Regions from separate parts of the Mus musculus genome. Here all the other regions are linked to region 4. Evidence: chromatin loops called from intact Hi-C (ENCODE). Cell type or tissue: left cerebral cortex. All regions are shown on one strand. Each heading gives the region's core, and the rest is flanking DNA. Links, peaks and the distances in the headings are about the cores only.

The links. Hi-C counts contacts between places; a loop is a spot of excess contacts. Peaks named below come from ENCODE experiments on the same cell type or tissue, not always from the same donor. Only the 100,000 strongest peaks of a DNase experiment are listed, where the experiment ranks them.
Region 1: it touches region 4 in a loop (4-fold over the local background); 4 of 42 quality-filtered maps call a loop at or near these places.
Region 2: a loop joins it to region 4, with 4 times the contacts of the local background. A loop is called at or near these places in 4 of 42 quality-filtered maps.
Region 3: it touches region 4 in a loop (4-fold over the local background); 5 of 42 quality-filtered maps call a loop at or near these places.
Region 5: it touches region 4 in a loop (2.3-fold over the local background); 2 of 42 quality-filtered maps call a loop at or near these places.

The regions. Positions count from the first base shown.
Region 1 is chr9:27,421,154-27,427,240 of GRCm38, reverse strand. No RefSeq gene overlaps it. Among named protein-coding and RNA genes, the nearest start is that of Spata19, 27 kb to the right of the region's middle. In left cerebral cortex, for the core only: a CTCF peak has its summit at 2,558 (motif pointing left); a DNase peak (open chromatin) is centred at 2,533.
Region 2 is chr9:27,411,734-27,417,820 of GRCm38, reverse strand. No RefSeq gene overlaps it. Among named protein-coding and RNA genes, the nearest start is that of Spata19, 18 kb to the right of the region's middle. In left cerebral cortex, for the core only: a CTCF peak has its summit at 3,700 (motif pointing left); a DNase peak (open chromatin) is centred at 3,592; H3K4me3 peaks cover 242 bases.
Region 3 is chr9:28,244,941-28,251,027 of GRCm38, reverse strand. The region is part of intron 1 of Opcml (opioid binding protein/cell adhesion molecule-like); the gene reads right to left. Among named protein-coding and RNA genes, the nearest start is that of Gm39313, 150 kb to the left of the region's middle. In left cerebral cortex, for the core only: a CTCF peak has its summit at 3,014; DNase peaks (open chromatin) are centred at 2,773 and 3,154; H3K27ac peaks cover 796 bases.
Region 4 is chr9:27,789,962-27,796,048 of GRCm38, reverse strand. Opcml (opioid binding protein/cell adhesion molecule-like) reads right to left here and starts at 4,750. Exons shown (of 8, transcript NM_177906.5): 1 at 4,603-4,750. The coding sequence starts at 4,663. Gm39314 (a long non-coding RNA gene) reads left to right here and starts at 4,980. Exons shown (of 3, transcript XR_870601.1): 1 at 4,980-5,063. In left cerebral cortex, for the core only: a CTCF peak has its summit at 2,877; DNase peaks (open chromatin) are centred at 2,760, 3,708, 4,781 and 5,000; H3K4me3 peaks cover 3,990 bases; H3K27ac peaks cover 2,515 bases.
Region 5 is chr9:27,432,318-27,438,404 of GRCm38, reverse strand. No RefSeq gene overlaps it. Among named protein-coding and RNA genes, the nearest start is that of Spata19, 39 kb to the right of the region's middle. In left cerebral cortex, for the core only: a CTCF peak has its summit at 3,411; DNase peaks (open chromatin) are centred at 529, 894 and 3,386; H3K27ac peaks cover 707 bases.

The sequences.
Region 1 (6,087 bases), core at 631-5,630, 370 kb after region 4:
AAGCAGTGTCCACTGGACCCTTCAGCATGCAGGCCCTCCGTTAAGCCCTTCATTACATACTCTGCTGGTCAATCCCAACCACGGGAGAAGACGGCTCTGCTAATGTCACTGTTTTCCAATAAGAAAGCTGAAAAATTGAAAAGTGTATTCCTTCATGACACCCATTTTGAAAAACTGGGGTGCTGGCCAGAGCCAGACATGGGGGCCTCTCGGTCAGTCTGTTTGATTTGGATTCTGATCCAGTCCCCAAGTGCCTTCCTTCAGACACTTCCAAATCACCCCTGTCGCCAGCATTCCCTGGGCATGTCTCAATATCCCTCACACTGTCTTGGGTGTCATGATACTCAGAATAGCCACGATCCCTATGGTCGCTGCAGTCCCACTGCACTAACCAAAACTTAGAAGAAAAAAAATCAGAAAATCTCTCCCTCCCTAAGGTGGTGCAGATAAATGCTGGGGTGGGCGGTGCATAGGAAGGAGAGAGCAGAAAGGCTGGAGCGGTCTGGTTTTAAGTAGGGTGTTCAGGAAGGTTCACCCAGAAGCTGACATGGGAACAAAGGTTTGAAAAGGTTAGCAAGCTTGTGCATGCCACAGAGGCTGATGGAGGGAAATCCCCTCCCCTCCTGGGCATGCTGAGCCCTATTTCACAGAATCTCAACACTTTTAGCTAAAAGAGAGTCAGGATCTGTGATGGTGGCTGGCACAGAGAGGGTACTCAGCATACGCTAATTTTCTCTCCTCCTCGCGCCATCCATTGCCTTTCTAAGAAGAAAATTTGAAAAGATTTCAGATATTTGGGTCATGCAAGGTCTGGAGTAGAGATAAAAGTGAAAGGGGGCTTTGAGGAACAAAGGCCTCCACAACCATCCTCAGCTTAGCAGAGGGACCTAGACCTGTAACAAAGATCCAAAGAAAGGTAGGGCCTCCCCTTCAGTATCTCAGAATGGGACTTCACAGGTATGGTTAGGTAAGATGACGTCATTCTGAGAATAGAGTTGGTCCCACCCTATGTGCCTAGTATCTTTGTAAAGGGGGAAATGTTTGGACATAGAGACAGGTCAGCAGAGGATGCACCATATGGAAACACTACATAGAACGCTGATGTCAGGGAAGATCAAATGTTGGTGCCAATCTAGACTCCAGGAGAACGGCAACACTCAGCTCTCCTCTACCCACCCCATCTCAGGAGGAACCACCTATGGACACTTAAAACTAAGGCCTGAGGCCTCCAGGTATCTGTTGTGGAAACCACCCCATTTCTTAGAACTTTGATATGACAACTTCATCAAAGCAATATGTTTCCCTCACCTTTGTCTGTCTCGTGGTAGCCACTATTAACCAGACAGAGAGGCATGGGAAAAAAGCAGGCAAGCACACTCCATCTCGGGAAAGAATTCAGGTGTTGATGCTAGCTTGCATTTGGAACTGATATGAAGCAAGTACATCAGACATCTACCAAGTACAGAGGGAATGAAGAACCAAAGAATCTACTGCCTGACCGGTGAGTTCCTGCAAGGGAAAAGCCCTCACCAACAGAAAGCAGACAGGGTCCTCAGGTCTTCCTCAGATGTCACCATTGAGGATGTCAGAGATGGAGTGTTCCTGAGGGTAAGGCAAAGAGTGGGCAGGACATTCTGTGATTGGAGGCTGGGTCCAGCCCAGAGAGAATCTCCCTTCCAGACAGCACATCCTCACATGACAGTTCCTGATGGTGCCATCCCTTCCAGGAACCCGCCTGCTGGGATCCCCCCAAGCTGTTGTTTCTAATGGAAGTAAATCTTGTTCCTACTAGTCTCTTATATCCTGAGGATAGATAATGTCCATCCCAGTTCTTATGGTGCCACACAAAGACTCAAGAGGAGAGACTCCCTGAAGAGCAGGTTGTGTGTGTCTGCATGAAAAGGAGGAGCCCAGTGTATGGGTGGTCACTAACCAAGAGCTTACCAGCTGCCCACCAGCACCCTGGTACCTGGCTGCTTTCCTTTGCTTCCTGGATACACAATGAGGTCACACAACTGTACATCCCCTACCTGGAATTTTGCATTCTGTCCCTTTAGTTGCCCATTATCAATTGACACCTAAAAACAATAACTGCAAATTCCAAGGAGGGGAAGTAACTTTTAAGTTTTCAATAGGCTTTATTACAGAATATTGGTGTGATTGTTATGTTTTATTGTTGTTGTCAATTTCTTACAGGGCCTGATCTTTCGATTGGACCATCATTGGAATACATATGTAAGATCCACAAAATAAACACAGTGTTTGCTATTAGCATGGCTTCCAATACTGTAAACTCTTAGATATAGGCCTTGTGAACTAGGGAGGCAAATGTATTTTCCACACTCTCTGCCCTGGTAGCATATGACCACACACATGAGCTCTCAGCCATGGAACATGGCTAGAAGGGTTAGAATCCTTTTCCAGGCTTCAAAGGAGCTCCTAGCTCTCCATCCGTCACCCACAGGAAAAAGTAGAGGCATACAGATATACAAAACCATATGGTGAAAGATCCTAAGTTCCTGAATCACCGTGGGGTGGAACGCCATCTGCTGATCAGAATATTGGGCTGTCACATAAGCAAGAAATAAGCTTCAACTACACACTCTGACCTACAAAGGTTACTTTGCCTAACTAGAGAAAAAAAATCTCAATTGACCCTTTAGCATGAGGTCCTCTGTGAAGTGTTGTTAAACAATCCTGAAAAAGAATTAGATTAGACGTCACTTCTAGAGCCAGCTTTGCCATGTGTCAGGTCCTTTGAACAGAACACATCAAGGGAAATATGTTTCCACAGTCGCCCTGCCTTGAAAACATAGCGGAGTGGTCTCAAGGGCTCGAAGCAATGGTGGTCCCCAGCCACACCTCCGCCACAGCAGAGATGCCTGGGGAAGTAGGAAGCTTCTCTCCTAGGCATTCCTGAAGGCCTATGTGTTTACCTGGAAAGATTCAATGCCTTCATGTCTTTCTGACCCACCTCCTCCATGTTTCTCCCCAAATGATGATGCTACAAAGCAAATAACATGAGCCTAACTCCCTGAAAGTCAGACCCAAGCTGGCACTTCAACCTGTCCTCCCAACCTCATCTCTGAGGGGTACTGAGAGGGGTACTGAGTCTTCTGTCATTGAAGTGCTTCAGGGCCCAATGTGGGCCAGATATCCTCCTAATGTCACCACTACGTGACTCCATTGAGTCTTATCACCCTACACTGCAGGTTCTCCTCTCATGAAGATATAAGGCTCAGAGAGAGCGATGTCATACCAGGGGGTCATATTGCTAGGTGACACAACTCGACCTGCAGCATATATCAGTCTGACTCCATAGCCCCTTGCCCAACCGAGAGCCCTCCCTGTGTTGTGCCTTCTGTCACTGTGTCAGTCCTCAGCCTTCTGCGTGTCCTTTGCTTAACCTCGCAATCTCAAAACCACATGCTAGGCACAGCCTGGGAGGTGGGCTCTGGGGCAGGAGTGGGGTAGCTCTTTATGTTGGGAGAAGGGAATTTTTTCAGACTACTTCACAGCAGTCGGGGTGGCACGTGGACCCTTGTGCCCTCCAGGAATGCTATGAGGTGCTTTGCATTTGATACCACAAGCATTCACTATGGTAACTGCACATACTGCTATGCCGAGATCTCAAACATTAACCAAGGACTGCGGGTATACCACCCTGCCTGCTGCTTTATTCCCACTTTTTCTTTCCATCTTTCCCTCCCTGCTTTGTTACTGTTCAATTTTTCATTGCATCACTGAGTTCCTGAGTCCCTTCTGCTCCCTGCCCACCTAAGAGGAGCCCTTTACAACGAACCTCTTGGATAAAGAAAATAAAAATCATCTCACCATCAATAAGAATTCTTCTATCATCTTCTCCTGTATGTCACTTAGGAGTAATAAATAAACATTTTACTGTGAGCGGATGTGCCTGATCTAAGGAACATCACATATTAAGGAGCATGGCGACATGCCTGGTTTCACTGAAAGGTCACAAGATGGAACACACACAGAGCAGCTGTCACTATCCTGACTTGATAGACGAGGAAACTGAGTCTTGCCTATAGACTGTGAGTTCATTGGAGGGAAGAGGTTGTTTCTTTTCTTTTCTCTTTTTCATTTTCTTTATTAGATATTTTCTTCATTTACATTTCAAATGCTATCCCAAAAGTCCCCTATACCCTCCCCCAGCCCTGCTCCCCAAACCACCCACTCCTGCTTCCTGGCCTTGGCATTTCCCTGTACTGGGGCATATAATCTTTGCAAGACCAAGGGCCTCTCACCCCATTGATGGCTGACTAGGCCATCCTCTGCTACATATGCAACTAGAGACACAAGCTCTGCGGAGTACTGGTTAGTTCATATTGTTGTTCCTCCTATATGGTTGCAGACCCCTTTAGCTCCTTGGGTTCTTTCTCTAACTCCTCCATTGGGGGCCCTGTGTTCCATCCAATAGATGACTATGAGCATCCACTTTTGTATGTGCCAGGCACTGGTATAGCCTCACAAGAGAGAGCTATATCAGGGTCCTGTCAGCAAATCTTTTTGGCATATGCAATAGTGTCTGGGTTTGGTGGCTGTATATGGGATGGATTCTCAGGTGGGGCAGTCTCTGGATGGTCCTTCCTTCCATCTCAGCTCTGAACTTTGTCTCTGTAACTCCTTCCATGGGTATTTTGTTCCCCACTCTAAGAAGGAATGAAGTATCCACACTTTTCTCAGAGTCCCTTCCAGGGACAAGCAAATAAGATAGCCCAGCCTTCCTTACATGCATCAAGTCGCTGTTGCAGTGCCATCTCATGGGAATGTCATAATGTCATGATGTTTTTCTCTCAGGTAGCAAGTCTGTCCCATCTCCATGGGCATAACGTCATAGGGCTATGCTATCTCCTAACTGGAGAAAATCCCTATCCCTTCTACTTCCTCCACTCCCTCCACCCCTACTCCATCCCCACAATCACTACCCAACCCCTGCCAGCGCACAGGTCCCACCCAACAGCTGCAGGAAGATCGACAACGTTCCCATTGCCCGAAGCTCTGGACCACTGCTCTTCTGGATGGCTGTGGATGATGAAGGGAAGAATTTCAGAGTTTGTAGGCAAAAGTGAACTTAGAATTGTGCTTGTGCTGTGATATCCAAGTCATAGGTGGGGACAGAGCAGAAGAGGGAGAGCATGCCAGAAAGGGAAAGAGAGCTGTCTGCTTCTGTCAGACGTGAGCTCCAGAGCAATAGAGATATACGGGTAGTTCAATTTCTGTTTGCCTGAGCCAGGGAGAAAATCTAATTAAATATGGTGTCTGAGTTTGGAGAAGACTGGATGGGGCTGGAATATAAAGTGTGGCAGCTACCCATAGATCAGAGGGCAATATTAATAAACCCACAGAAAGGGACAGCAGGATCTGCCAGTGGTATTGATAAAATGCAAAGCAAAGACAAAGCAGGCTGGGAATATTGCATGATAATGCTGATAAAAGCCACCAGCTACCATGGCCCTTGGCCTGCTGCAGGAGACTGGGGGCTCAGTTTCTCGTTTCTGCCTCCTCATCCTCTTCCCCTCGACTCTGGCCTCGATTCTGTTTCCTATCAACATGCAAACTCAGTGTCCTCGAACCTTTCCAAGAGCAACTAAAGCTGAGACAGCCGTCAAAGAGTGGGAACCAGAGGGAAACTGGGCCTCTGCTTCCTCTGAGAAACAGAACAAAGGGAGAAAGAATACGGGCTAGAGAACTTCCTTCCACACACACTTGCAGATGAGTGGCTGCATCACGGACTTACATGAAGAAGGCTGAGGACCGCCCTTAAATGACTCCTACAGAAATGCTTTTGTTAAGTTGCCAGTGACATATTGGATGTGTGCAAAGTTTCCCAATCCGCTGACACTTTCAAAGCCAAAATGGAACATTTGTTATTTTGGGAGGGAAAAAAAAGAGTAAGAAATCCTTGGAAGTGTGAGAGTGTAAGCCAATGGGGTTTGGTCGTGAACATGACAGGTACCACTATGTCCAGACTCTTCTGGCTTACTAACAACTATGCCTTGGGAATGGCAGTTCCTCACTGTTGGAAGCCCCACACCTATCTGCATTCTACCTCTCTATGGCCAC
Region 2 (6,087 bases), core at 642-5,641, 380 kb after region 4:
TAGGACGTGCAGAGCTAAGATGTCTCATTAATATTCTTTCTCTGTCATCAAAACTTAAATTATGAATAAACTGAACACACTTTTTCTGTAGTCTAAGTGCTGTTTTGTGTGTGTGGACTAAACAGTTGTCAATAAACAAGGGCTCTGAATTAATGCAACCAAAGGTTCCATAACGAGATGTTGCTTATGGCCAGAAATGACCAACTGCAATGGAGAGAGCCAGGGTGTCCAGACAGCACCTGAGATAAAATTCAGGTTAGGAGAAGGAGAGTTGGCCTCATAATCAAAAAATAGTAGTCAGTCACCAGTAGCCAGCATGGAGTGGCTGGGGAGAAACCTTTCTCAGAAGGATAATTCCCCAGTCTTTGAAAGCCTAGTTGTATGTGCAGGAAGTCCACCTATACTCTCTTCCTCTCAGTCACAAAGGATGGAGGAGGGGAGTGGGATATCTTAATGGGAAAAGTGACATTGAAGATAATGTGTAAAGACAAAAAAAAAAAAGTCCATAGAGAAGGCAGAGAGAGCAGGATGCATGGTGGGTATTATCAGGTAAACAGATGAGTAGCGCAGGTGTGGGTAAGAGAGAACCCAAAATGGAGTCTCTGCCAAAGCTTTGCACCCAGGTTTGCTCCGAGTCTTCTGTTCCCTTGTAAGGAAGGTTGTCGGGTTCATCCCTGGCTATAAACAGCAATGTCAAAGGAATCACTCTACAAACAGGCACCGTAACTGTCTGGGGAAAACCACTTTGCACTGCCAGAGTTCCTGTCAGGGGAGCTTGCAAGCTTGGTCACACCTGGGACAGAATGGCATTCAGGGAATGAAGCACAGTACAGAGACACTGAGTGGGGTATAAGGCTAAGTCATGAGAAGGTATTAGGAATACAGACAGTGAGTAGTGTTAGCCTGAGTCTGGGGATGTAACGGGCAACTGTTTGGCCTTACAGTGTGGTAGCTCAGGCTGCCCCGAGTCATGCAGACTTTACTGAATACCCTTTAGAGATGACAGGACCCAGACATCACTCCACAGAGACTTCCAAGGCCATGCACAAAAATGGAGGAAAATTAAACATAAGAAATTACATTAAATATATGGACTATGGAGTACAGAGATGAATTTGCAGCTTGTTAGAATGCTAGGAGTGATGAGGAAAGATAGCAGACTTCAAACAGAGGGCACATAGTGTAGGTTGGGACTTAACACTGAGTAGAATGTTCAAACAGAGTGGGGGTTGGTGGGGCGCTAACCAAAGATGTACACAGAGTCCCAGGAGAGAGCAAAAAGTCACCAGGCAAGGCTCAAGCCGTGGCGGTGACAGGGCCCTCCCTCCCAGCTGCCTTGCCTGGGGCAGCCACAGGGGTTAGAAGAACTCTGGAGACAGCATGTCACCACCTAAACTCTCTCCAGGATGTACAGAAGCAGCCAAGCATCGTGACACACTGTTGTACACAGTGCCTGCCCTCTGACAGCATGCTGCGGGAAGAGAGGCACTACTTGTATAAATGGTACTTGCCAGTCACCTTCTGGGATTGAAATGGGAGGAGTCTAAGATCTGGTCGGCTAAATTCAATTTGAAGACAGGCAGGAGACCAAACAGCTCTCAGAGGGAGAAACAGAGCAGAGTTTCACATCAAGGTTTTGGCCAGGCCCACCAAGCAGGAGAGGAAATGGAGATATTAGTCAAGGCATGAGGCTTTTCCCTCCTCTAGCCTCTACCTGCACACTGTCAGGATCAGCTCTAAGTGGAGGGACTCTCCAACAGTCTCACTGTCCAAGAGATAAACTGAGGCCCACTTGCATGTTCTCCCTGGAGAAAAGGGATTCCGGGAGAGAGGTTGTACCTAGCGTGCAGTAAGCACCAGCTTTTCTGAGCTAGAGTGTTTCTAGCACCTCAACTACCATCACAGCAGCATTACCGTCTCCAGGCCCAAAGGAGTCAAGAGCCTAGACCATGTTCAGAGCAAGAGAAAGGTGGAGCAGCCTGGACAGTTCCTGCTGCTTCTGTCTCTTCACCTGTGTCCCCACATGGCTCTCCAGTGTGTAGGACCATGGCCCTAAGGAAGCAGAGTAGTACAAAGTCAGGGGGAAATGTTTTGTGTATCCTTCGCTCCACAAGGTGTTAGTAGATCCCTAGTGTAATGAAATGTGTGCGCACAAATACATGCTATGCATATGTCTACAATGTGAATGGATGTGTGTGTGTGTGTGTGTGTGTGTGGTCTCCATCCTGCAGGAAGCAGAGAGCAGAGTCAACTCCCTTGAGGAAGAACGAAAGAAAAGAAGGTGGAAACCTAAAGGCTTTCAACAATGGAGAATGGGCAAGTGGGTTGGGATGGGAAGGCTGGAATCGGCTCAAGCAGAAAGCTCACAAGGCACCTCTAGACCGAGTTAAATCCACAGTGTTTCTTTGTAGTTCTCTCCCTTTGCTAACTCTCCTGGACCACAATGCAGCAGAATACCCAGGGTCCCTGGCAGAAAGAATGGAGGGATGGGAATCAGAAGCAGTGGACTGTCCTGTGGGCTCAGGGGTTAAAGGTGCCATAGAGCAATACATCCTTCCAAATGCCCTCTGATCCCAACTGTGGCAGCACTCTTGGTTCCTGTACTCCTGAAGGAGAAGAATTTCTACAAGGACACAGACAACACTAGCAGCCAAAATTTACTTACAGCAAGCACAAAAGTGCAATTGAGCTGGTATATGCCAGAGAGAGAACCAGCCTTGCCCAGTATCTTCAGTGCCATCTCCCTTGAGGTTAGGATTGGTCCTTCCCTGCCCTACGGCTGTGGTCCAAGATGCTGCCCCCCCCCTCTCTCTCTCTCTCTATATATATATATATATATATATATATATCTCCAAGGTCTAGAAATTGTGTCAGTCTGTTAACACTGAACTGAATTAAATATTGGAATGTATATTAAAGTGTAGCTATCCATAAAGTCAAGAAGTTTATGGAAGAGAAATAGAGCCAGATACTAGAGGAGGGGCTCTGTGGGAGTAGAAGCCTACTAAAACCAGATTAATCCCCCCACTAGTTCTCTTACAATTATCTTTCCCAGTGCTCCAGACCTTTCTGTTTTAACACTATCATGTGCTTTAACCCTAACAGAGGAGAATGAAGAAAAAAAAAAAAAAATGCCCCTGGCTCCCTCCCAAACCTGACAGCACAATGAATCAAGGTTGTGCCCTGCATTTTCACCAAACCCCCTCCTCACAGGGTTGGAGGCCAAAGTCTCAAAGTACTTCACCCCAGATTCTAATAAGGCCACCTAGACACAGACACAGGTTCCCAAAGTTCCTGAACCCTAGAATATGCCTCCCCACAACCTCCTCTCTGGGAATCCCACCTGGCTGGGTATGCCAATGGCGAGTCCAGAGTAGCGCGCAGCTGTAACCTGAGTCTGCGCACAACAGCCAGTGAATTCATTCCCCCAGGAGTCAGCTCCCCACAGGGCCCAGCTGAGCAGATGCCTGTGCCAGAGCGCCTCTCCGAGCCAGCAAGCAGAAGACTGCTGGTCGCTGCTCCTCCTACACCCTGAGTAAGCACAGGAACTTCCCTCACTGGAAAGGCAGGACAGAGCTGGCTGTGGACACAGATGAGAGCATGCTGGTGGCTTGGGTACCATCTATTTGTTGGGGGAAAATCTGAGCAATTTACACCCTGGGTTGGACGTGTGGCAAAGGCACTCCTGGATCGACACCGCCCTCTGCTGGCCATATGCGGCCATGACAACATCCTTTGGACTGGAACACAAACCCAGGAAGGCCAAGCTTCCCACTATGAAAGGTGGAGAAACAGCAGCCAGTCCCCCCAGCACCTCTTTCAGGAGCATACAAGCTGGACTCAAAGAAGAGGAGACACTTCCTGTACCTTTTCCAGGAAAACCCTCTGTCTTTTCATGGTTTGTATTCCTGCACAAAGCATCAGGACCAAGAAAAAAGTTGGGGTTCCTAGGAAAGAGTTTGTTTGGCTTACACTTCCACATTGCTGTTCATCACCAAAGGAAGTCAGGACAGGAACTCACATAGGGCAGGAACTTGGAGACGGGAGATGATGCAGAGACTATGGAAGGGTGCTGCTTACTGGCTTGCTTCCCCTGGCTTACTCAGCTTGCTTTCTTATAGAATCCAAGACTACCAGCCCAGGGATGGCACCACCCACAGTGGGCTGGGCCTTTCCCCCTTGATCACTAATTGAGAAAATGCCTTACAGCTGGATCTCATGGAGGCATTTCCTCAAGGAGGCTCCTTTCTTTGTGACAACTCCAGCTTGTGTCAAGTGGACACACAAAACCAGCCAGTGCGTCCCGTTCCTGGCCACGCTGGCTTTCAGATGCCAGCCAACACACTAGGCGAGCACTGTACCTCTGAGTCCATCCCTACCCCTAGAGATTATTTCCCCTAGGTATGTGTGGCTCTTTATTACTCTTAAAGACCACCATGATCTTCATTCTGAAATTTTATGGGCCTGGAAAGCAGAAACTATCCCCTTGCAGAAGGGCAAGGTTACTGTCCCACGTTGCCCAAGGCTTATGCGATTGGTTCATGGGCGTGAGGAGCAATGGCCAGCAGCCACTGCAGCTAGAAAGTGCAGTGCAAATCCCTTTCCTAAACATATATGGTTAGGAGTCACTGTGGCTGGCCTGGCCTGAGGTTTGCCAAGTGTCAGACACCTACTGTACCACTGACAGTGGTTCCCGCCCTTGGACTTCAAAAAGACTCTGTGAACCTGGATCACAGTGAGGTTGAACACCTCCTCAAGATCAAGGTACCAAGGGACAGATGAGATTCCAGGGCCAATATGTGTGTGTGTGTGTGTGTGTGTGTGTGTGTGCGCGCGTGCGTGCGTGCGCGAGCTCTCGCTCGCGTACACACACGCTACACAGTCCCCCTCAGGAAAAGGCCTTGCATGTACACCTCTGCTAGAAGGTACACAGCTACTTAAAAGCCTTCCTACAAAATAAAGCCACTGCCCTGCCTTTCTCTGGGCTGTCCCTTCTCTCACGGCAACCTCCTCACATAATCCATCCCACACTCATTATGCTGGCCTCCATGCCCAACTACACACACACACACACACACACACACACACACACACACCAGCAAGTGACGAGTGAAGGCATAAACTGCAGTGCTAGGAGAGATGAGACCCAGGATTCAAAGGAACAATGGGGAGAGGACAGCAAAAGAGATGCCAACACTCAGGCCAGAGTCACGGCCAGTGGCTTTGTCTTTCCTTGAGTACTGCCAGGAGTAGGAAGAGGGTTCTGGGATCCCCCCTGCCCTACGTGGGTATGCATCCCAGTGACAGAGCCCGCTGAAAAATTCAGAAGCTGATGGTATCATCCTCTGTGACAACCAGGGCAAGATGAAACAGGTGGGCAGGGACCATCCTCACACAGGTTCCACTTCCCTGTGGGTCACTCAGAGTTCCCCAATTCTCAGAAACACCTGACATTTTCTCTAGACTCTCTTTTCCCTCTCTTAGGAAAATGGCTTTCAGCCCTACATCGACTGCTGGGTAATTGGAAGACATATAGAAGAGCTACTGGCTTGCGTGGAGGCAGAGTGCTGCCTCCCCAGACCCTGGAAGGATGGAGTACACCTCCCTAGAGCAGTCTATGAAGTAAGCAAACACATATGCATATACACTGTGTCTCAAACCAAGCAGAACCAGTTGATGCTGTTGTGTGGAATACCCAGAGGGTGCAACAACCACTAAGCCATCTGAGAGAGCCTAGAGGGGCCTCTTGTGCCCCCATTTTGTCCACGTTACACACCAAGATGAGTTGCCCCTATAGGACCAGAGCCTGGGCCCCTCCTAATGCTTTATACTTCTCAGCCTCCATCCTCTCCTTATACATCTTCCTTGCCCATCTGTTTTGTGTGGAAGGCCTGCCTGCATACTCTCACAATCACTGGGCATCCATTCCTTCCCATGTGGCCAAACTACCCCATTTTTATGTGCTGGCATTTTACTTAGGGTTTCTATTGCTCTGAAGAGACACCATGACCATGGCAACTCTTATAAAGAAAAACATTTAATTGGGACTGGCTAACAGTTCAGAGGTTTAGTCCATTATCGTCATGG
Region 3 (6,087 bases), core at 510-5,509, 450 kb before region 4:
CTGGGCAATGCTTATATCTATGTGGGAACCAGGAAGGAAGCCAGTGCTCACACTGGACAGCAAAATCCCAGTGAGTTGATGACTGTCTCTTCCTCCCATGCAGTAGTTGTCAATCTAGTTCAGATCTCTGAAGGAATTTGATGAGTATCAAATAGCAAATGCATGATCCAGAGTCTCTGCCTATCCCCTGGACACTGATACCAACCTTTGAAAGAATTTTAGAAATATTTTCCCACAACTTCTTCCTTGAATGTCTAAACATATCTAAAACCTGTGTACATTTATTCTTTTTGATATGGACAGGTAGTCTAATATTTATTATTTTATACTTTATTTGCTTAACGTTTTGCAGGACATACTTTGCAGTTTAACAGGTATGTGTTTGGCAAATAAATTGGCTGTTTCTAGCTATATTTACACTCCAAATAATTTCCTCTACCCTGCTCTAGTCCCAAACCATTGCTATCTAAACTTGTGGGTTTCAGGAAATGAGAAATGTCCCCAGCAAGGACAGCCATTTCTTCACTTTCTGTGCTGAAGAGAGACCTACTTGGCCTTACCTCATCGAGACTTTTCATTTATCTCTGCAAGGGAGAACACACCTGCTTCTGGACTGTCATTCACAATGTGGAACAATTAGATCCTTAAGACATGGTGTGTAAAACTGTTCAAACTTTGGTCAGAAGTGTGCACGTGTCATAGAAATGCCAGCAGCATTTTGGACTTGATCTGGCTCATGTCATAATACGGACAGGTAAGGGTTATGTCCCAATGCTTAGATGAGATCTTGCATAAAACTCCCTCCAACGAGGGCCAATGAGGTAGCTTACCCTGTAAGGGAGTCACCTGCCATGTTGACTTATGATCTTCAGGGACTTCCACCCCATCCACAAATGCACACTATTGGTCGGAAAAGAACCAACATTGGAAATCTTTCCTCTAATATATAAATATATACACACAAGTTTTGGCATGCATGCACATATGTGGATACACACATACACACATAATTCATTCTCTCTCTCTCTCTCTCTCTCTCTCTCTCTCTCTCTCTCTCTCTCTCTCTCTCTCTTTCTCTCTCTCTGCCTAAATAGGTCAATAGATAAATAAATCACCTAGGGTATATGTCACCATCCACATAGCCATTCATTCCCATCGCTCAGGAAGATGCTGGAGCTCAGAGGAAGGAAGTAACCTACAGAGAGCTGAGGACTAAGCTGGTGCGCAGTGGGTAAATACATACATCCAATTCCACTCTCCATTTTATTATTTTTTTCCACTCAGGTCTTTCCCTCCCTACAGGTGAATCTGAGACACAGCTAATAGGCACTTCTGACCAGTTCTTCTGGTATCATATTTCTAAAGCTACAATGGGAAAGTTCTTTGTGACAGGGCAGCAATGGCTGCCAATGGGCAAATGGTGACACGTGTGATTCATTTTGCTGTTTATTATCCAAGCTGCCTAGAACAGGTGGGTGAAACCTTGTCTTTCAAGAAATCCGGCAAGGGAGGTAATCATTGGTTCTGGTGAGTCAGAACCAATCGCCATCAGACTTACGGCTCCCTGGAGAGAGGACTCGACCTAGTCTGGAAACTCTGAGATCAGACTCCGGGTCCATCAGCCTGCTCCAGCCATGGAGCTGATCCCTGCAACCAGTTCCAAGCTTTGTGCTTCTGGACTGTTTCTCCCACAGGCTCAGCATGGCAATTTGTTTAAATGAGAGCAGAAAGCATTCAGAGACCAAGATAGGACAACACCAGATCCCAGCCCAGTGTTGATTGAGAGCCAGATGCCTTGTGACTAAAGATATGAGTGCAGGAAGGAGAAACTATCAAAGCCAACAAAGAGAAAAGCCAGAGGGTGACTCTGTGAGCTAGGAGAGGGGGAAGACTCGCTTGAATTTCTATACATGATCTCAAAAGCTAAAGGCACAAAGGAAACTATGAATAAGTATGATAGAGTGAAAGATTTCTGTCCAGAATAGGAAATATTTTTGTATTGGACTGCATGGAAGAAAATAATTTAATATCTGAAAGCACCATAGAATTAATACTCGTTCTACAAAGACAATCTTCACATCAATAAAACCAAAAAGAAAAAAAAAAACGATGATGGATTATGGGCAAATGAAATGAACATGGGATTTAAAAATGAAACTCAGATGCCAGTGGAATACAGGAAGGGAGTCTCAGTTTGTTGGTGAGCAGGTGAGTATGAGACTGAGTCATTTTATACATAATTGGCTGGTAGAAATGGGAAGGCTGGCAGTGGCAGAGGGGACATGGAAACAACGGGAATAACAACTGTGGAAGCCGTGGTTGGTGAGTGCCTGAGCTAGCCCTTAGGTTAACTCAACTAATTCCTGTGACCTAGATTTGTCCTTTGGCATACTTTACAGCCCCAAGCTATCCTAAATACCAGAGAGCATCTCTTGCAGGGATATTTGCTGGGGTAGAGGTTGCTGGCGGGCAGGGTAACTGTACCAGTGGTGGTACATGAGGATCTAACCTTGAGGAACAGCTGCAAAGATACAGATCACAGGAGTCACTGGACAGAAGGAACTCAGCACAGAGAAGCAGGGATGCGTTGAAATGTGTGCATGGGAGATGCGGGAACAGTGAGCTCTCCACCACAGCATCACTTACCTAAGTTAGAGGAAGTAGAGAGAAGCTCACTGTTATCATCAGGCACACACAAGGAAGAGCACATGGCCTACACACAGCTGTCAGCATGCATAGCAAACAAAACAGAAGCGATGGGAACAGTGAAGGGGTGAGCAAGCCCTTGTGTGGAATCGCTGATAGGGAAAGAAATGTGCTTTAGACGCCAAACAGAACCTAGACAAGGAATAAAAAAATAAAGCCCTTATAGATTGCCTGTACAAAGATTTGGGTCACTCTCAGTGCTCATTTCTGGGCCCTTGTACCTTGTTCATCCAGCAGAGACACCCTTCAATCCCCTGGAAGAGTCCTCAGCCCAGTAATTCTTGCAGAGCTGCAATGGCTCTTCAAAGACACAAGGGGGCTCATGATGCACATGGATTTTTAATAGTGCCGCTTGTCACTCCAATTTGAGAACTAAACCCAGTACAGGCAGACACTCCCCTGCCACAAACACATCCTACTCCTCACTATCTATTCTATGCTGCCCCTTCTCTGCTGGGGGAATATGAAGTATGAAGCTGTTAGGAGTTATGAATGACAGGTTTGGGGAGAAGTCCTGAGCCACGTCAATCCTGTTATTGTGAGTGGACTGGTCTCCTTATGTAATCCTCCCTCTTGCTTTTCCTCACTTTTTATGCCCACTCCTGCCTTCCTCCACACACCCACTTCCACTTCACTGGACCCTGCTCTCCGTATGTAGATCTGCCTGTATTTCTGCCCTGACCCCTGCCTCTCCAGATGAAAACATTTGCTGCCAGAGAGCTTGTGAGTTTATTCAATAGCATATCGTAGTATCGTATGTATGTTTTGCACCCGTGTGTATCAGGGAGATGTCTTTGAACTTGATAGAAGGAAATGACCAAACCATTCCTTAGAGTTCATGGCATAGGGAGAAGGGTAGCTATCCTGACATGTGGTGACCTCTTTTTTTCCCCAGAAGCATTCAAGGCTGGATATCAGAGTGCAGAAGAGTTGATTCTATACTCAGCCTGGGTGAAGGGACCCTGCCAAGTGCAAGGGCACAATCTGTGTGTGAAGAGTGACAACAGCATCCCCACTACATGTGGCTTCCTTATTCCCTGACTCTGCTGTTCTGGGGTATATATACAGGGAAAACCATAGCGTGACTTCCTGTGACCTGCCTCCTGGGAGAAAGGACCCCCGCCTTCATCTCAGCACCCTCCAGCCAGCTCTGCCTTCCATTCTGTGGCAGTGTCAGAGCCAACGACAAGTTGAGACCTCATCATTTTTCCTTAATCAGGAACATCCTTCGAACTGGAGCCATGATGGCAGCAGTCAGTCTCAGGGAATTAACTCACCATGAAGATCATTCCATGACAGAGGCATAGTTTATCAGTTCCCACAAGCAGGGTGTAGAGGGGAAGCTAAAGGAATCCCTTAGTGGCTGTGAACAGGGCTCCCCCATAGCAGCCTGCAATAGCCTGTAGCCCCACAGTCCTGAACAGACACACTTGGTCAGGCAAGTAGACCTCGGTTTGAATCAACATCAGCACAAGGCACGGCAGGGCACTGCCCCTCTGATGCTGATGTGTACCCAGTTCCATGCCCAATCTTGTTAAAATACAGTCTCACTTGGGTCCATCCAGGGCAGATCCGGAGAATATTCATTGCAACAAGCTCCTAGATATCCCCATGTGACTGACTGTGAGCCATGGTGAGCAGAAAGGCTGGGGTCAGAGGATGAAGCTGGGTGGCAGTGACTATGTCCTCAGTGGACACCCAAAATGGCTATCCCTATGTCCTTTAGCACATATTTTTATTTGCCCCCTAAGTTGGCTTTTGTCACATCTGTGGGACATTTTAACTATGCTCCTAACTGAGAGCGAGAGGTTGGTTAGAAGGTTACCCATGGGCCTATGTTCCCTACTTGCAAAGTTTTCTTTGAATCCTTCCCTGCCGTCCAGCCAGAAGCACACCTGAGTGTGCGGTTGCTTGTTTTAAGCTGTGGAGGAACATGAGAGAACCTTGAGAATAAAGACTTAACTGCTCATATGGCCACAGAGCAGGAGGCTGGTGTTTTCTGCTCCAGTCCTTTAAAACAGCTTGCAGGTGCCTGCCCCATCCTTTCTCTGCTTATTCACTTAGGCCTGCAGGGCTGTATTCTGGGGGCTGGAGGTCTGGCACAGAATGGACTGGTCCATTCTGGTATTGTGTGGTACCCCACACCCTAGTGTGGTACTGGGAATGAGGAGAGTATGGATGCAGGGTGCTGTGGGGGAGAGGGTCATAGGACATGGGCTAGCCTTTGGTTATGCCATTATATATTAAAACAACAACAACAACAACTCACAACAGAAGGTGGTTTTGAAATAAAAGCGATCTGAAACCCAGATGCTAAATGCAGCTAGAGCCTGAAAGCCTCTTTGTAACAGCCCAGACTGGGTTTGGGACTTTGATGGGACAGACTCCTCTGGCATTCCTGATGGTAGACAGAATGTCTTACGGGGAGAAGAAGGCAGCACCAACAGAAGCTCATGCTGATGGGTTTCTGATGTGGGGCCCATGGTAACCTGCTGAGCTTTCTTCTGAGACTCCCTGGTGGCCTCTGAAGAGTTAAGCCTTGTGTTCTCATTACCTACTTCTCTCATCATGTTGCATCCTGTTTTCTTGTCTACAGGGATGCCTCCCTCAACAGACTGCAGGCTATGTGGCCAATTAACAGAGTCCTGTGTGCTCTGTGCCTATTGGACAAGCAACTTTTGTGTATGGGTGACTGATACATCTGACAGAACAACTTGAAAGGGGGAATTTTAATTGTGGCCCTTAGTTTCCGAGGTGTCAGTCTGTCATGAGGCAATGACTGGTGGGGCAGAATGGTTCATATAGCCATAGTTACTAAGAAAGAAAAAGCAAACACAGGAAGAGGCCCCAGGCCAAGACTTGGTACCCAAGGCCATACTGTCCTCTAGTCAGGCCTTGCCACCTCCTTCCCTTGTTCCCAATAATGCTGTCATATTATGAAGTCATCAACGGATTAAACCATTTCTTAGTCCAGAACCCTCATGATCTAACAGCCTCTGGAAACACCCTCATGGGCTCACCTAAAGGGGGGCCTTATTTAGCACCCTTGGGAAGCTTTCTCCCACAGGGTATCATAGTCTCCTCTGTTAAGAGTTCCATGAAACCAGAATGCTGGAACGGCAGGCCACACCAGCCCATGCTCTTGTCTCCTCTAGGAGGAGGCCTATATTAGTACTTCCTAGAGAGTCTATGTCACTCAGAACACCATGGGGAGGAAAGCTCCCCCAGAACGAAGTGATGGGCTCCTTTCTACCCCCACAGGTCAAAGAAAGCAAGAGAAGGGTGATGATGTGACCAGCATATCAGCTGACTTCAAGGACTGTATGGGTGACCTATAGGTCAGAGCTTTGGGCCAGGTTGCTGCTTACAAAGCAGCTCTCA
Region 4 (6,087 bases), core at 358-5,357:
GTTTTTTTTTTTTTTTTTTTTTGTCCAGTAGGAAACAGGAGGCATACAGAATTGGAACCCTTTTTACAGGCTGGCACATTGAGACCTGCAGAACAAACTAAATGCTCTGACACATAGTATGTAACTTCTCAGCTTTCAGCGTGCACAGAAGCTGGTGTGGAGATCCACTGAGTAGAAAACTGCCCACAGACATGCTGCCCCATGAAGCTCAGATGCCAGGCTGAAGCTGTAAGCATACGTGATGTTTCCAGTGGCTGACACAAGAGATCCAGGCTCTAGAACTGCCAGACCACAAGCACAAACAGGTGTGGGCTACTTAAGGCATCTCCTACATGCTCCAGGCTTTGGGGCTGTGGCTGAGGGTGCCACATGAGGAAAGGAAGGAGGCAAGCATGCCTGAAGCAACAGACAAGAATCTCAGTCCATCTGGGATCACTGATTGATCTCACACTACCCAGCTCTAGGCAACTAAAACGCCAGGTATTGCCTGTCTTCTTTTAAATCCCTGCTATTGTCACTGGCCAGTACTGAATGCCACCAGGACTTGGTCTGACCTTATTAATATGCCAATCATTTACAGGGATTGAGAGCCACATGACAGCTGGGATGGGAAGGAAGTATTGGCAAAAGGGTGGTGAAACCTTTCAATAATCAGATGCCTGGACCTTGGTCCTCTCAGTGGACTCTGGGGCTTACAGTCTCCTGCTTGACTCCTCTCACACAGAGAAACAGCCCTCCAGGCTTCTCAACACTGGGAGAGGGTGGGGACAGAAATCATTAAAAATTCCTCATGTCCTTGTCTCAGTCCAAAGATCCAAGATCCTTCATAAAGTGAAATACACAAAGGAGAAAGGGGCTTGCAGATGATGAGGACAACTTAAGCCTCTGAGAATTTTCCAGCCAAGCCCAAGGCTTTCTGACAGCCAATGGTGGAAAACCTGTGTAAGATGTGACAGGTCACAAACCCAGACTCAGTCTTCATATCAGGTCTTTGCTCAGTACATGGGAGAGAAGACCCCTGAATACCTAGGAGTAAAAGGGACACACCAGAGGGAAGGTCTACATAGTAGAAAAACAGGCTTCCAGCTTAGAAATTCAGTCTTTCTCCCAACTACCTAAGACTCTGTAGAGCCTTCCCCACCCTGTCTCATGGCTATGATGCTAAGACAGGTGGAGTGAAGATGTGTTTTCACCCAATGACTGCATTTCATGGACAGCAACTTTGAACTAGACAAATTGGTCTGGAAGTCATCAGAGGGACCTAAAGTACTCAGCATTTATACATATTCCTGTCTAAGATGGACTTCACATGTTGATCTGAGCTCCTATCTCCTGGCGGTTTTGATACAAATATCCAGCAGCCTTAACTTCCAGCTCCTCCACCCTACTTACCTTCCCATCGATGCCCAGATTCAAGGTCATAAAGACTCCTGGGATGTATGATGTGGCCTAGGTTTCCCAGTGTGCTTGCATAAACAGCACACACACACACACACACACACACACACACACACACAAATATATATACATACACACACACATATATATACAGGCACTCACATAGGCACATACACGCACAAACACACACATGCACACACCACACACATACACACACACACACACACACACACAGAGAGAGAGAGAGAGAGAGAGAGAGAGAGAGAGAGAGAGAGAGAGAGAGAGAGAAACACACACAGAAATACTCTTATCAAAGACCCTAATGTCTCTTTCTACCTGTGGCAACCAACTCAGCCTCATCATTCGCTCCCTGGATGCCCAGGGTCTCAGGACTATGCTTCTCAGCGTGACATGTTGTCAACCATATCCCCTTCCCTGTCCTGTCTTGAATATGAGCTCAGTATTCTGCCCCTTGCAACTGTCTTCCCACCCTAGAAATTCTGCTTAGGAAAACAATTTATGAACATCAGTCTCCCTGGGAAGTACCAGGCAACAACAGCATTAACCTGAAAATTATTCTGAGTTGAAAAGGTGTTTTTTCGAAGAAATGAAAAGCTACAGACTGAGATAGCACGGAGGCCTAACCAGGTCAAGGTTTTGTGATCACATTAGCCTGGTTTTACCTGCTGGGAAAGTACATGGCTAACAAGCTGGTGCCAACCTCTGGGGAGGGAAGGCAGGGTTCGAAACAAAAGAAAAAAATTAAAAAGAAGTACGAAGACTTTGAAGCAAGTAAAGGATGCGAGCTATGAGGAGCCACAGGCCTTTCGGACCCCGCTGGAGGCCTTGGGTGTCTTCTTTCCCTTCTTTCCACTAACACCAACTTTTCTTCCTCCCTATTCCTGATCTCAGAGGGATGCTCAGACCTGAGAGCATCCCTCGGAGTAAGGTAGTAAAGCCTGCCTACTGGGGTAAAGGCAACCCTAGGCAGATGTTTATCTTACTCTCCCAAATAACTGCAGCTGGATTGTCACCCTCACCTCACACCCAGGCAGGGCTTGGGAAGTGCAGGTGGAAGCCCCTTGAAAAAGTCTATGGTAGAATATGACTTATAGCTGTAAGCCAGGACTCCCTGACCCCTAGTGCTTTACGGTACTAGGATATCGCTAGAGGAAAGTTTCAACCCAGTTTGTAGCTTCCTTTGGGGTGCACTGTGTCCCAAACTCAGCCCATTGGTCTTACTCACTTTCTGTCCTTAGGACAGACACAAGGGATGCAGAGACCCTGTGAAGTGCGTCCTTTACCCATCCTCACCACCCAGTCCTCAGGAAGGTCCTAACCCAAGCCCCTAGAACCACAGTGGGAGGAGCGATTAGTCTTAGTCCGTGATGAGCTTCCTCCTGAACTCTCAGGAAAGTTTCTCTTTTTGCAGAGGACCAGAAGCACCCACCTGGCTCCCTCTACCAGGCTCAAGCAGGTACTGAGCACTGGGCTCTGCCTGTGGCTTTCCCCACTCCCACTGGAACACTGGAGACCCTAGAAAAAGAAAAGGGACACCCTCCCAACTCTGAACTTGCCAGCCCCAAAAGACATCTGGGAATTTGGTTTGGAACCCATCTCTTCTCAGAGAAATAGAATTCAAAACTTAATGGGGAGGCATAAAATTTCCAAATGAATTAAAATGTATTTAATAAAGTGGTGCAACATTATACAAGGGATATCTTTTCTTTTTTAAAAAATCATCAGTTTTCTCTTTCATCCCAATAAGTTCCTTTCTTTTTTTCTAATTTTCTTTGTTAGCTTAGAAGAACTTTGGAGAATTAGGTTTAAATGAAAGGGAAGAAAACCTCACCGAGGCATCCTGAATATAAAATGAAGAATTATGTGCTTCACCTATGAACGTGAGGGTTAACAATATTGGCATTCATGTCTGTACATATGTAAGGGAATTTAGGTCTAAGCTAATGTTTAACGGAAAACATGCTATCTCCATTTGCAACATGAGGAGAGAGAGGGAAGAGAGAGAGAGAGAGAGAGAGAGAGAGAGAGAGAGAGAGAGAGAGAGAGAGAGAGAGGAAGAAATGCCCCCTAAAGGGTGAGGTTTAGTGTGGAAGACCCAGAGACCCTTTGATGCTGCCTAAAATGTTGGCAAGCCTTCCAAGCCCCTTCAGCATTGTGTGAAAGATGCCTGCAGGCATGGTCCTCTGCTTGCAGAAGGCTCTGAAGCAATTACCAACCCTATTAAGATGTGCGGGAGTCTGCAAGGAGTCTAGCAGGCTGACTGGGGAGGGTTGCGAAGGTTGCCTTGAAGCATCTTACCTGGGTCACTGCAGACTTGGTCTGCCCAAACAAGTAAGTGCTGTGAGAAAGAGCACTGCATTAACATCTCTGCCCACCATTGGGACTCTAGCAACCCTCCACTGGGATTAGATTTCCCAACATTCGCCCGGCTTGGACCAGATCAAATCTACTAGGGAAAATTTATGTCTCTGCTGTGATGTGATGATTAGGAAGGAGAAAGTGGATTTCAAAGGCACAATCTGCCCATTTGGTGGAAGGATAAAGAAAGGACAAGAGGTGGTGGAAGGATTGTGTTAAGACAAAAAAAAATGCAGTAGAGAAAAATTCGTGAAAGAATGAGAAGGCAAACAAGGAGGTAGGGATCTGCAGTGGGAATCAAGGGAAGGGTTCAGAAGGATGGAAAAGAAGAGAGGAGAGAACGTTGGGAAGAGAGAAAAAAAAACAGGAAGGGGGGAAGAAAAAAGCATAGGAAACAGAGACGCAGAGATTACTACATTCAGAAAAACAGAGACCAGTACTGAGCGGGATGCCAGTTCCTGCTGCAGGTCCCGACAGCAGCGCTCAAGAAGGCTTTTGCGCCCCGGAGTTTAAGCCCCTCTTCTGTCACCCTTGGGACCACAGCTGGTCAATGCCAGTTGTGCCTTTCACAGAACCAGCAGCGCCTTGCAGCACGGTGCGGATCTCGAACCCAGCTCTCCCGAGAAGGGAGCAAATCGCTTGCTGTGGGCATCTGTCTGCCTGAGAGCCAGCTAGCCAGTGAGTGTGTGTGCACACGCGGCAAGCCTATCTTACTCACATGCCTCTTACACTCCCTCTTTTCCTCCTTGCCTCTCCCTCTTCCCCTTCTGCCCTAGCAGCGGCATCATTGCTCAGAGAGAGAAAACACCCTTCTTTGCTGGGTACCTGGGATGAAGAGCAGGGCAGTGGTGGCCGAGAAGACGATCCAGTAGGCGGGATGGTACATCTCGAGGCTGTGGTGCGCGGCGGCCCGGCTAGCTCCTGCTGGTGCTGCTGCTACTGCTGCTGCTACCGAGGCTGCTTCCTCTGTGCTGAATTCTGAGCAGGTTTAAATCCAATGTTTGCAAAGGGAGGGAGAGAGCAGAAGAGAGAGAGAGCGCGCGAGATGGGAGCAGGCAGACAGCGTCTCTGATTTTTTTTCCCCTTGCACATACACACAACTGCTAAGAATCATTAGCACCAATCTTCACTGGGCGCACAGCAGACCACCTCCAAGCCACATATTGGCTCCACTCTCCTGAGCGACACCGGGAGACTTTCCTGTTGGGAAGGCTCCACTCCGAGGGGAGTTGAAGCCTGTCCCTTGCGCACCCCCCTCACCGCGCAGCAGTACTGCTGGGATCTGTGTGAGTATGCCAGTGTGCTTCGCATGGGCACACCCGCTCCTGGGTGGGCAGCAGGAGGGGTCTAATGCCCTTTCCTAAATCTTACCCCAGCAGGTCTCGGGACACAAGGATCAGGAAAGGGCTGCTTCCTGGCAGAAATTGACTAATGCTCATGCCAAGACCTTATCATTCCTTCTTCCTGGTCTCCAGCCCAGGATGCAGCCAGAGCTTTGCTCACAGGCTGCTCAAAGGCATCAAGTCCCCATCCCGCCAGCAAGAGTACTTGAAAGCAGCCTAACTCCCCAGCTGGAAAATGGACATGTTCAGGTTTTTTTTTTTTTTCTCATCAAAGATACAGGGAATCTAATTTGAGCCAGCTCCCCCAAATTAGAGCATTAGGGAATTCTACCAAGACAAAACCCCAAACAATTGCCATGATCCCAGCACACTTAGATAGGGACATCCAGATTAGGTCTTAAGGAAGAAGAGACTTGCAGAAGTCCTCAGAAGAAGGCTCACAGCCATGCCTGTGACTTTGACCTTTCTTTTCTTTTCCTTCCTTCCTTCCTTCCTTCCTTCCTTCCTTCCTTCCTTCCTTCCTTCCTTCCTTCCTTTTCCTTTCTTCTTTCTTCTTTCTTCTTTCTTTCTTTCTTTCTTCTTTTTTCTTTCTTTTTTCTTTTCTCTCTTTCTCTCTCTCTCTTTCTTTCTTTCTTCTTTCTTTCTTTCTTTCTTTCTTTCTTTCTTCAAAAGATTTAAATAAAAAAAAAGTTGCAGGCTGCTCACCTGAAACAGAGGGCCAGCCATCCTTCACCTCCTTCAATGGCCAATGACTGACGGGGGAAGAAAAGAGAAGAGGCTTGAGTGCCTAGGGAATAATAATCTTTCTTTCTTTCTTTCTTTCTTTCTTTCTTTCTTTCTTTCTTTCTTTCTTTCTTTCACCATGATCCAATTTGCATCTGTGTAATCATAGTTTATAGGAACACTACAGAAGGCAGCCAAAACACACTCTATCTGTCCTCCCTGGAATGTGAATTGCACACTGCTG
Region 5 (6,087 bases), core at 321-5,320, 360 kb after region 4:
CACTGACCTAGCTTTGTGGAAACTCAATGCCTTACAATTGGGAAGACGGAAAGACGGGCTTTCCCAAACTTTCACTTCTCGTTCTTGCTCAGCTCAGCTTACCCCAGCTGTGATTCATCCTTCTCCAGGAGAATCACTGGTCAGACAATTTGAAGAAATTACTATCTCCATCCTGGCCACATAAGAGTCTGTAAGTGACCTCTCATCTGTCAGTGGGGATCCAGAAACTACCAACTGCAAGTACATGCCACTGCCTCCTCCGGGTTCATCTGCTCGGCAGTAGCTTCACTGAGGGTCACTAACTATAACACATGGCCGTTCTGCACTGCAAGCCATTCCATTGTGCCCAGGATCCCCATTCCAACGTTCCATTTGCTTCTAAAAATTCCCTTCCCAGACATCACACTGCCTCTGCTGAGCTGGCCAAATGCCCAGTGAAGTCCTAGGCTTCCTTAGCACTGTGAGCTCTATTACAGAGAATTAACAAGGAGCTAAAACCCACCACCATGTGTGCATGTATAGACACACACACGCACGCACACACACACACACACACACACACACCAGAAATGGATCCTGCTCGCTTCCCTATCTTTAGGGCAGTTTCTACCTCCAAGTCCTCCAGTCTTGGCAGCAGCCTTTGCCTTTGGGAGAAAGACAAGCAACTTTAGAGTGATATGGAAATCTCTCCCTAAACATTTGCAAGCCTTGCAGGACTTGGAGGGGTCCCAAACCCAACTCAATCAGCCCTTTCTCCCCTACATTTGCTGCCTCCAGCTGAGACCATCTCATACAGTGGAGCCCAGGAATGAGGGGGACCTGATGACTCTGTTGAGGCCCTGCCCACAGAAGTCACCTCCAGAAAGTGGGGGAGGGTGGGGAGAGCCTGAACGGAGCCAGGCCTGGGACAGCTGCCATGCCAGGCTTGCTTTTAACAGAGGCTTCTGCCTGCACTGAGAAGGGCTTTTGGCGAAAATGCAACTTTACACAGCAAGGAAGTGATGGTGCGGTGCCGGCCTGTGAGCCCTGTTCCTGGGCCTCTAAAGACTGAAAACATTCAACCTCTCCCTGTTTGGCTAGGAAAGCCCTAAATCCCCCCCTTGCTCCTCGGGTTAATAAATGATGTTTGCAACTGGATACAGGGATGGGAGTTCTTTCCCTGTCTTCTACCCATAGAAACCTAATTGAGCAGCAGTCATTGATCTGGTCCTCGGATGAGACAATGAAATTTCAAAGGATTCTTAAAGAGAAGAAAGCCTTCAGCATATGGGCCCGTATGCACTGAGAATACAATAGCCCTGTGTATAATTGCATCTCTCCCAGCAATAGGAGGATCAGAAGCATTTGTGACAGGGAAGCAAGCAGAAGACAGGAGACAGAAGAATGAATGTAAGGATGAATGGTGACTGTGAAGTCTATGCAGCAGCTACTTGTTGATTTCTGGCGTGCGCGCGCGTGCGTGCATGTGTGTGTGTGTGTGTGTGTGTGTGTGTGTGTGTGTGTGTGTGTACATGCAAGCTCACCCACATGTGCATGGTGGTGACTTTTAGCTCCTTATTAATTCAAACTGCTAGCCTAATCGTACTGATGGTTAAACATGTACCCCCACCTGACACACATGATAAATGGTCCCATTGCCACTGTGACACACAAACCCAGAATTTTCCTAGCAAAGCCCCCACCAAATCCTGTTGTATCAAAATACAACATTAGGAAACACCCATGGGGTGCCTCTCTCCTCGGGTGGCCACTGCCACAGTCTGAAGGGCCAAGAGGCAAAAGGGTTAGAAAGCCAGCTCTCTCCTGCAAGCAACAAATTTCATGGTGTGAAATTCAGTTTTGGTTTGGGGTTTTGGTTTTGGTTTTGGTTTTCTTGTTTTGTTTTGTTTTCTGTCCCTACCCCCCTTCACTCTTGTTTTTGGAGAATTAAAGCATGGGCCTTGGAGCCAACGGCTTGTTCATTTCACTCTAGGCGGCACAGATGTGTGACTGAAGAGGAAACCCCCAACTTTGCTCCTCTCTTCCCTGGGGCAGGAGGAAGATGGAGCATGGGAGGAGCAACATGGACTCCTCAGGCTCGTGAGGCCAGAAATTGTTGCTTATGAACTGCACGTGTCACCTGTGTGACCTGCTGTGTTTATCAGGGTCCTTGTGGGCAGATGGGGAGCAGGGGAGCGAGCGAGCAGGTGGGGAAGTATAACACTGGAAGCCACAGAGTTACAAGAACAGAACGTGGAAACCATGTTTGCTGATTCCCCCCGCTGGTAAATGATACAAAATCCTCATGAATTATACAAACTGTCTCGTGTGTAAACAGAGATATCATTTAAAGCAACGAAGTCATTTCTGAACTGTGCTTCGGTCCCAGTGAACTGCAGACACCCACACAGCTGTAACTTCTGATCTCCTAATTAAATCCTTCCTGGTTCCCCCCAAAAGACTGAAAGGACACCTTTACCTCTCTATCAAGACAGTCAGCTCAGGATATATAGGAAGGCCTGTGAGCAGGGGTCAGGTACTCACAAGGTACCCTGCTCGTTCTGGCATACTGAGACCTTTCCCTTGGTCGGGGTCCATGCAGGGTCAGATCAAATGATGCTTCAGTGGCCTGGGCCCCTCTCCCCTCTAGACCAAATGTCACAGAAGCATGAGGGGCCCATTAAGAGAAAACTCTTCCCCTCTGGTCGACAGGATAAAATCTCTAGCCTAAGTAGAGACCTAGCATTCCAGTTGGGCAGGTTGATGATAAGGCTAAGGGACCAGCCCTCAGAAAAGCAGGATGGGGGGTTTGGGGGGGCCAAGGAAGGCAAGTTCACCTTAAGCCATGCTAATGAGGTAGGAGTAGTGGTTGCCCTTTACTGAGATAATGTATTTTTCCTTCCCAGAATCCCATCCATTGCACAGTAGCTTACAGGGGTACAACAGGCATGCAGCTTTGTAATTCAGCCCTCTTTCCTGAATTACTCAAAAGAAGAAATGTTAGTGTTCCTTCCCCCCACAGCCCCATCTTTCCTAAGTATGCTCTTCTAACTCTTGGTGCTTCATTCTTTCTCAAAAGCTCCACCCCACCCCCACCCCCACCCCCAGCCATGTGGCTGACCTCCATGTTGGCTTAGCTAGGACAATGTGACTGTTTCTTTCTTTGCTTCATCTTCATCCTTCGGGCAGCTGCCAAGATTTACAGCTTGCCTGCCCTGGAAGTTTGCTTTTAAAATCTAATGTGTTCCTAGGCTTCCCTTTGAGTGTGCTCTTACATGCTTTTATCAATGAGACTAAGGTTCTCAGGAGAGGACCCTTGTTTCTCCAGGAACACGGGGTGACTCTGTTGAGAGTCCCTCCAGATTTCCAATAAACTGCAGTTGCTTGTGCCGGCGGCCCTTCCTGGAGGAGAGAGCACATCACTACATGGCAGGAAGAGGGCAGCAGCTAAAACACAGGAGCATTTCACCAGCACTTTCAAAATAGGACTTCGCACCCTGCAGCACCCTGCACAGAGCTGGGACAATTCCATCTTGGCCTGCATCTAAATCTACTAATGTAGTGGGACTGCTTATGTCCTTTCAGGAAAGGGGACCATCTGGGGCCCCAGGATGCCAGACAGGAGATCAAGTACTGTTCCTGGGGACTTTTACCTTGCTGTTGTTGTTCAGGTTCGTTCAGAAGCTTTGCTGCTGCTGCAGGGTGATCCTGAGAGCTCAAGACCCTAAGGAGGACACTCAGCAGACTGAAGGGAGCACAGACAAGTTAGAACCCACATTGAAGAAGATATGGCCAGGCTAGACAGCACAGAATCTGAGCGAAAACTAAGAGCTCAAAATTACCACAGGCTCTGAGTCAGCCTTAAAAGTTGGCCAGATTGTCTTCTGAAGGGCAAGTTAGACCAGGGTGTAAGCTCCAGGATCTAGTGTCAATGGTATAGAAGAGAGGAATGGGGGACGGTGTGCGGAAGTGCTTGTCTTTATCCCAGAACTCAGGAGGCAAAGATAGAGCAGAATAGTTTGAGGCCAGCCTGGTGTGGTGAGTTCCAGAACAGTCAGGGGTTTTTCCATACTCTGCTTCAATAAAAGAGCAGGTGGTGAGTGAGAAAGAGCCTAGGAACAGGACTGTTGAGAGAAGGTAAAAGCAAAGGCTCAAAGGATCAACTGGGTCTTCCAAGGCGATGGTCACAGTAAGTAACCAGGAAATCAGGTTGATGGACTCTGGGGGAGATCCTGACATAAGGCCCAGGTCTTTCCTCCAAAAAGCCTGAGGAAGAACTGTACCAGAACACACAGAGGACATGTCATACCATGAGGCCTTTGGCCAAGGTAAGATACAAAACATCTAGAATCTTCCAAATGACCAAGGATACCTCAGAGAAAGGGGGGAAACCCAAGAGAAACCCAGCCAACGAAAAACCTGTCATGTATACTCTTAAGTAATTTTCTAATTTGTTTTATACTTTTCAGTTTCATGTTCAGGTATATTACATATTTAAAACGTTTTTTTTTTCTCCTTATTTCTAAGGCAATATATACCCTCAGGAGAAAAAATATAAGTGGTAAAAGCAAATGAAAACTTAAACTTTATGCTTTTCCCCCACTCCCCGTGATCTTCATTATTTGTATGTTGATTTCTATGCTCTATCCCTTATGTGTATACAGAATAATTATTGTCACAAATTCAAGATCATACTGTACAATCCACTTTGAAACCTGCTATTTCCACCCAAAATGCATGAACACTTTTCCACACTGCTTCTGTCTTGATCGACTGCTGTTTATGATAAATGAAATCCCTCAGAGCTAGGCATGGTCCTGGGGATTCGCTGCTTAAATCAGGAAAAGGCAGCTTGGATATGAGGGGCTAACACCTGGGAACCTTCCTAACCGTGGCACGCTCTGGGCTCAGTGTACGATGCCTCTGTGGATGACAGCCAGCCAGCCACCCACCCACCTCACCCACTCCACCTGCCTCCTCTCATTCCGAATGCATGATACCCAAATGCCCACAGCAGGCAATCAGACCACTCTGTATGTGACATCTCTGCACCACTGAAGCAATCTGCACAGCTGACAGGGGAGAGGGAGGCAGCGATTGGTGGGCCAGTCTATTAGGGAAATTGACTGACTTATAGATATTATTTCCTGTTTCTTCAAAGACTATGTCAGGAAAGCAGCCTGTGTTTGTCAAGGGGGAAACTAAAGGCTGTTTATGAAAACCTGCAAAGCTTATGTCCTGCTCACTCTCTCTCTCCTTCTCTCTAGCAGTGGAGGGGGGATCAGAGCCAGGGCAATCATTCAAGACTATGGCTCTTTCCACCAAGGTGGCTCCCCTGTCCTGTAGAGCTTTAGTGTTCTCTTCAGGACCCTCTGACCTCAAAAAAAAATAGTTGCTTCTAGTCCATTTGCTTCCAAGAAGATTCATGTGTGAAATAAACACAGCCCTGGTCCTTTACTCAACATAAAACAGCAAAAAAGAAAGGCAGGCAGGCAGGCAGACAGATGATAGATAGATAGATAGATAGATAGATAGATAGATAGATAGATAGATAGATAGATAGATAGATTAATAGATTACATATTATATAATGCATATATATACACACACACACAGAGGCGGGGAGGGAGAGAGGGGGGGAGGGAAAGAGGGAGGGGAGTGGAGGGGAGCTGTCATTTTCCATAGCTGTCTAAGGCTATTTGGAACAAAAAGGTCATCAGAGCAGCCACAACCAATCTAACCTTCACTGGAAGGTAAAGTTATTTTGCCTAACTAGAAAGTTTTAGCAATCTCTGCTTTGCAAAACCTCCTCTGTTATATCTTACTGTTGAGAAAGCAGCCAGTTTTTCCAGCCTGTCTGGGGAAGAATGTATATTCTTCAAAGGGAGAGTGAAGATAGTAATCTTACCAGTCTTGAGTGTCTCTCTAATACCTTGATGGAATAAAGTTCTATTGCACTCCCTCTCCTCGTGGGTTACTCTTAGTGGCCCTGTGTAATGCATGACACGAGGTAGAAGTAACATGTATAACTGCTGAGGCTAAACCATAAAGGCCTTTGCTATAACTTCCCTGATCATACAGGCTCCATGATGAAGGGAAACTCAGGGA